Regions from separate parts of the Homo sapiens genome. Here region 2 is linked to region 1. The links are chromatin contacts, found by POLR2A ChIA-PET in ENCODE. All regions are on one chromosome and are shown on one strand. The core of a region is the stretch at or near the end of the contact, and the rest is flanking DNA. Distances in the headings are between cores, read along the strand shown. Region 1 overlaps UBE2D2 (ubiquitin conjugating enzyme E2 D2). Region 2 has its middle 180 kb from the start of FGF1.

Region 1 (2,832 bases), core at 60-2,559:
GCTTTAAACGTATACATTAATTTCAACTTTCTATTTTATGAGAAAGAACAATAGGGAAATAAAGTACAGCCAGCCCTCTGTGTCTATGAGTTCCACCAATTGTGGGTCAAATACACTGGGGAAAAAATGATGTCTGTACTGAACATGTGCAGACTTCTTTGGTCATTATTCCCTAAACACCACAGCATAACAACTATTTACAGAGCACTTACACTGTATTAGGTTTTATAAGTAATCTAGAGATGACTTAAAGTATACAGGAAGATGTGTACAGGTTATACGCAAATACTATGCCATTTTATATCAGGGACTTGAGCATCTGTAGATTTTGGTATCCATGGAAGGACCTGGGACCAACCTTTCATGGATACTGAGGCAGGAATGTATATATAATTATGTTTAGAAAAAAGTGATGGGGTAAGGAACTTTGACAGTTAAAGTAGAACATTCTCAATTTATAAAAAGATTATTGACCGGGTGCGGTGGCTCACACCTGTAATCCCAGCACTTTGGGAGGTCGAGGTGGGTGGATCACCTGAGGTCAGCAGTTCAAGACCAGCCTGGCCAACATGGTGAAACCTGGACTGTACTAAAAATACAAAAATTAGTCGGGTGTGGTGGTGTGTGCCTCTAATTCCAGCTACCCAGGAGGCTGAGGCAGGAGAATCGCTAGAACCCGTGAGGCAGAGGCCACAGTGAGCAGAGATCATGCCACTGCACTCCAGCCTGGGCAATAGAGACTGTGTCTCAAAAAAACAAAATTTTTTAAGGAAAAAAAGAAAAAAAACAGATAATTAAAGTAGAACACTGAAACTTTGAAAGCCTAAGACATATATATATATCACAACACTATAGCAAAAAGAAACCCTCTAAATTCCTTGAGGGGAAGGCATCCTTCAAGGGATGTGCAGATTTCCCTTTCACTATATCCTTGAGTAGGCAACTTAAGCTATTAGTTGGTAAAAATTAACGCTTCTTTACAAGCTATTTTTAAACCACCCTCCTTCCCCAATCATAACAATTATGAAACAAAATAAAAATAGCATGGGAAAGATTTGTTTACCCTGTTGGTCCTCACCCTATGGTGTAAGGTGAAAGGAACAAGATGGGAAACTGAGAGAGGTTATAATTAACTTTGTAGAAAAATGGCTCTAAAGTCAAGTTTTAGTAGTCTGAATATTGCTATACAAATCGAGGCTCTTTGGTGGTTAAAATCACACTATGAAAATATTTAAACAAAGATTATGATTCATAGCATTGTAATTTCAGGGCTAGGCACGGTGGCTCATGTCTGTAATCTCCACACTTTGGGAGGCTAAGGTGGGAGGATGGCTTGAGGCCAGGAGCTCCAGACCAGCCTGGTCAACACAGTAAGACTCTATCTCCACAAAAAAAATTTTTTTTAATTAGCCCAGCATGGTGGAGAGAGCCTGTAGTCCTAGCTACCTGGGAGGCTGAGGTAGGAGGATTGCTTGAGCCCAGGAGTTCAAGGCTGCAGTGGATCGTGCCACTATACCCCAGCCTAGGTAACAAAGTGAGACCCCATCTCTAAAAAAAAGTACATATTTTAATATATCTTTTAATGTTACATGTTACATATGTGTTTATTACATACATCAATACCTATTTGTGTGTTATATATAACAATGTATATATAACAATGTATACATTGTTACATATTTTACATATTAAAACATATATTAAAATATGTATGTATATATAAAATTTCAGGGTCATAAGAGATCATTTAGACCTATTCCCAATTTTATAAGAAAACAAAATACAAAGTATCTAACCCAAGGGTAAGGACTTGAGTGTTCTGCTGTACCATGGTTCTTTAAATCTGGATCTAAAATATTAGAAATGTACAAGTTAGAAATGTCTGAGAATCGGCCAGGTGCAGTGGCTCATGCCTATAATCCCAGCACTTTGGGAGGCCGAGGTGGACGGATCACAAGGTCAAGAGATAGAGACCAGCCTGCCCAACGTGGTGAAACCCTGTCTCTACTAAAAATATAAAAGTTAGCTGGGCGTGGTGGCGCTTGCCTGTAGTCCCAGCTACTCAGGAGGCTGAGGGAGGAGAAATACTTGAACCCGGGAGGCGGAGGTTGCAGTGAGCCGAGATCACACCACTGCACTCCAGCCTGGGTAACAGAGCGAGACTCTGCCTCAAAAAAAAAAAAAAAAAGGAAAAAAGAAATGTCTGAGAATCATGTTAATTTGGGAAATTAAGCTGAACCTCTTTTAAGATTACTGAAACTCTTTTAAGATTACTGAAATGCAGCCAAGCGTGGTGGCTCATGCCTGTAATCCCAGCACTTTGGGAGGCCAAGGTGGGTAGATCACGAGGTCAGGAGATCGAGACCCATCCTGGCTAACACAGTGAAACGCCATCTCTACTAAAAATACAAAAAATTAGCCGGGCATCGTGGCACGTGCCTGTAGTCCCAGCTACTCGGGAGGCTGAGGCAGGAGAATCGCTTAAACCCAGGAGGCAGAGGTTGCAGTGAGCCGAGGTCGTGCCACTGCACTCCAATCTGGGCAACAGAGCAAGACTCCATCTCTCAAAAAAAAAAAAAAAAAAAAAAGATTACTGAACTGCAAAGAAACAACAGTTAAACCAGTAGTTCTCAAAACTGAGATACTGACACAGCAGGATCACCATCACAAGGAAGCTTATTAGAAATGCAAATTCACAGGCTCTACCCCACAACTACCAGGTCAGAAACTCTGAGGTGGAGCCAAACTGTTCTAACAAGGCCTCAAGGAATTATAATGCACACCAGAGCTCATTACTTTTATGTCTGATGAGTTAAAAAGCATCAGAGATAA
Region 2 (2,700 bases), core at 107-2,606, 2.9 Mb before region 1:
TTTCTGTGTCAGTTTTCCAAATGACTCTCTCCACCTGGGGCTCTGGCCACCCCCTCCCTTTAGCTGCTGCTCAGGGACTCTTTATCAGTCTATTGAAGAGGCAGGAGGCTATCAGTTTACAAGAAGAGAGGAAGCAGAGGAAGAGGAAAGAAAGCAGACAAATTACTAAATGAGGAAGCCAATTATCCAGTGCACCATACTTCAAGCTGTCAGTAGGCTGCTATTCCTCAGGCACCTTTGAGCAAAGTGGGACTTAGAACTCTAGAGCTTGCTGCCATCTGGCCTTTCCAATAAGATAATCTATACAGACTTCCCCTAGCACATTCACATCAAATTGCCAGCATCCGGAACACAAGCTCTCCAACCCAGAGACCTGTATTCCAGTACCACCAGCACACACACAATCACAAAAGCAGAAGAGGTCTCCAAATAAAACTGCCCAGGGTCCACTTTGGTTTCCTACCTGGACAACTAAAGCGTTTATCTGGAGGTTTCTGCTGAGTTCTCTAACAGCAACAAACATAAAAAAGCCAAAAGCAATAGGCATTTGCTTCGGTCAAGCAGCCAAAGATGGTACAGGGTAAAAGATCTTTTGCGACTGCCAAAGGCCAGTGCATGGAAGGCAGCCCGGCGCACGGTGTCTTAACTTACGGAGATTTCTTTAATCTTACATAAAACCCTGACAAACACTCCTGCAGAACAAAGTAAACATCATCTAATCTAGCTGTACGACAGCGGCCACATACAACTTGATGTGGGGGGTTGAGAGCCAAGAAATGTCAGACAGGAAGGAGATCGAAACGTCTGGAAAGGAATCCAGTCAGTCAGTGGCAGAGTCCACTTTGGAAGAAATATGAATTACAGAAAAGAGCTGAGCATGGGGCAGATAGCACAATAACATCGGCACCTTGAATAAGCTGCCTAACACGCTCTGGCAGTGGAGACTTCTGAAAAGTTAATATTTATGATATACTAGATTTTCTTGTTCCCTCAAGAAAGTCATGTGGCGTGGTTGGCTTGAATCTGAAAGAAAGCTAAGAACCTCGAGAAAAGGAAAATGTCAGGTCTGTAGTCGTCAGCTCTGTAGTCATCAGGTCCCTGAGGAATAATAGATACTGACATTTCAGCAACTACAACTCTGAGTCCGGCTGAAAGCAGAAATGGTGAATCGGTTTGTCCCCTCACCAGCAGTCTGCATAATTCTGTAAACAACTCTCCTTCTCTATAGAGAGAGGCGACTATAACTCTGGAAAACATTGACAGAGACTAATACACCCACCTTCATGCTCCACAGGGTAAAACTGATTAGTCATAGTCACAGTTCCTATGACAACATTTTTCAGTGTGAGGCCTGCGGGCTACCTGTATCGGAAAAACCGGGGGAACTTGTTGACAATATCCATCGCTGAATCAAAATTTCTTGGGAGTGGGGCTCGAGAATCTACCTTTCTGAAGTAGCTCTGTTGGGGATTCACATGCCCTCTAGAGTCTAAAAAACACTCTTCTGTCTCTTGTTAATGATGGAAACTTCCCTTCCTTCTTTCTCTCTCCCTCCATCCATTACAATTTTCACCTCAGGCACTGTGTTCTTTGTGAAAGATACACAAGACACAGCTCACACTGAAAATGGCCGTAGCAAGAAACGCTCACATATGTAAAAGTGTTCCTGTAACTCCAAATGCTCACATCAGTTCATAAAAAGATGTGTTCGGTTTTCTTTTATGAAATGTAGAACTTCTAAGATAAATATATTTGAGGAAATTAAACTATACGCTAATGATCACAAGCAGAACCTATCATTCTCATAGGCTATTTCTTTTGGGAGGAATACGTAAACACATGTATTAAGTTTGTCAATAATTATTTGTTCCATCCATCATCCTTATTGAGTTATTTGATTGTGACATATAGAGCGTAGCCATCCTCACTCAATGTGAATAAGAAGGCAGTCTGCTTGACTCTGTGCCAAGGGTGTAACCATTTGAATTGTAAGTTAACTGCTGGCAGGAGAGATGCACCACTCGGCCAGGGACTTCTCCCTCATGGGTAGGGGTTTCTCCTGAGCCTGCCACGATTATGATTCACTCAAAGGGGACCACAGGCAGAGAGAAGCAGCAATAGCTTTTGGATGGTCATGAGATGATTTTGCTCATCCTTTCTTCACATTAACACATTCCATGTAAAAGTAAACATAGTGGCTCTGAATTACATTCTGGACCACCTATTGCCCCCAATATCTGGCTTCAGGCAATGCAGACTAGAAATTCAGCTGTGTTTTGAATAGACACTGATGTATTTTATCAGTGCCTCTGTGAGCTGAGAAGCAATTTCCTTCTCTGAAGGGGAACTCCTTCCTGAGGTTTCCCAGTTGATTTTCATCTTTCTGTGACATCCCAGTAGGAAAGAGAGCAGGACCCTTCCTCCTGCTCTCCTCCAGCATTGCATGGTTCAGGATTCCTTCGCTGTCCTTTCCCAGGTTCATGGTCTGTTTCTCTTTTCCACAACAGCATCCTTGACCCTTCAACATCCTCCTTCCCTGCATCTTTTCAACCACCAGAAGCTTTCAAAGGAGAATGAAACAAATTCCTTGTGCAAGTTTTGCATGTATTTTAGTTCTACAGATGAACAGGGGAAAAGATCTCCAAAGAAAAGGGAAGCACACAGTCCCCACCATGGAAGGTTTGGGAGAGGCCAACAATG

The links. ChIA-PET counts read pairs that join two places held with the same protein, here RNA polymerase II (POLR2A).
Region 2: POLR2A ChIA-PET joins it to region 1 with 17 read pairs in IMR-90. The contact joins two enhancer-like sites. POLR2A ChIA-PET finds 5 or more read pairs at or near these places in 2 of 52 experiments (IMR-90 and activated CD4-positive, alpha-beta T cell).

What each region holds. Positions count from the first base shown.
Region 1 is chr5:139,592,353-139,595,184 of GRCh38, reverse strand. The region is part of intron 1 of UBE2D2 (ubiquitin conjugating enzyme E2 D2); the gene reads right to left. Among named protein-coding and RNA genes, the nearest start is that of UBE2D2, 32 kb to the right of the region's middle. Within about 2 kb of position 1,309, at least 6 of the 41 ENCODE cell types and tissues checked have a DNase peak (open chromatin) inside an H3K27ac peak, as active enhancers do.
Region 2 is chr5:142,506,252-142,508,951 of GRCh38, reverse strand. No RefSeq gene overlaps it. Among named protein-coding and RNA genes, the nearest start is that of FGF1, 180 kb to the left of the region's middle. Within about 2 kb of position 1,356, at least 5 of the 41 ENCODE cell types and tissues checked have a DNase peak (open chromatin) inside an H3K27ac peak, as active enhancers do.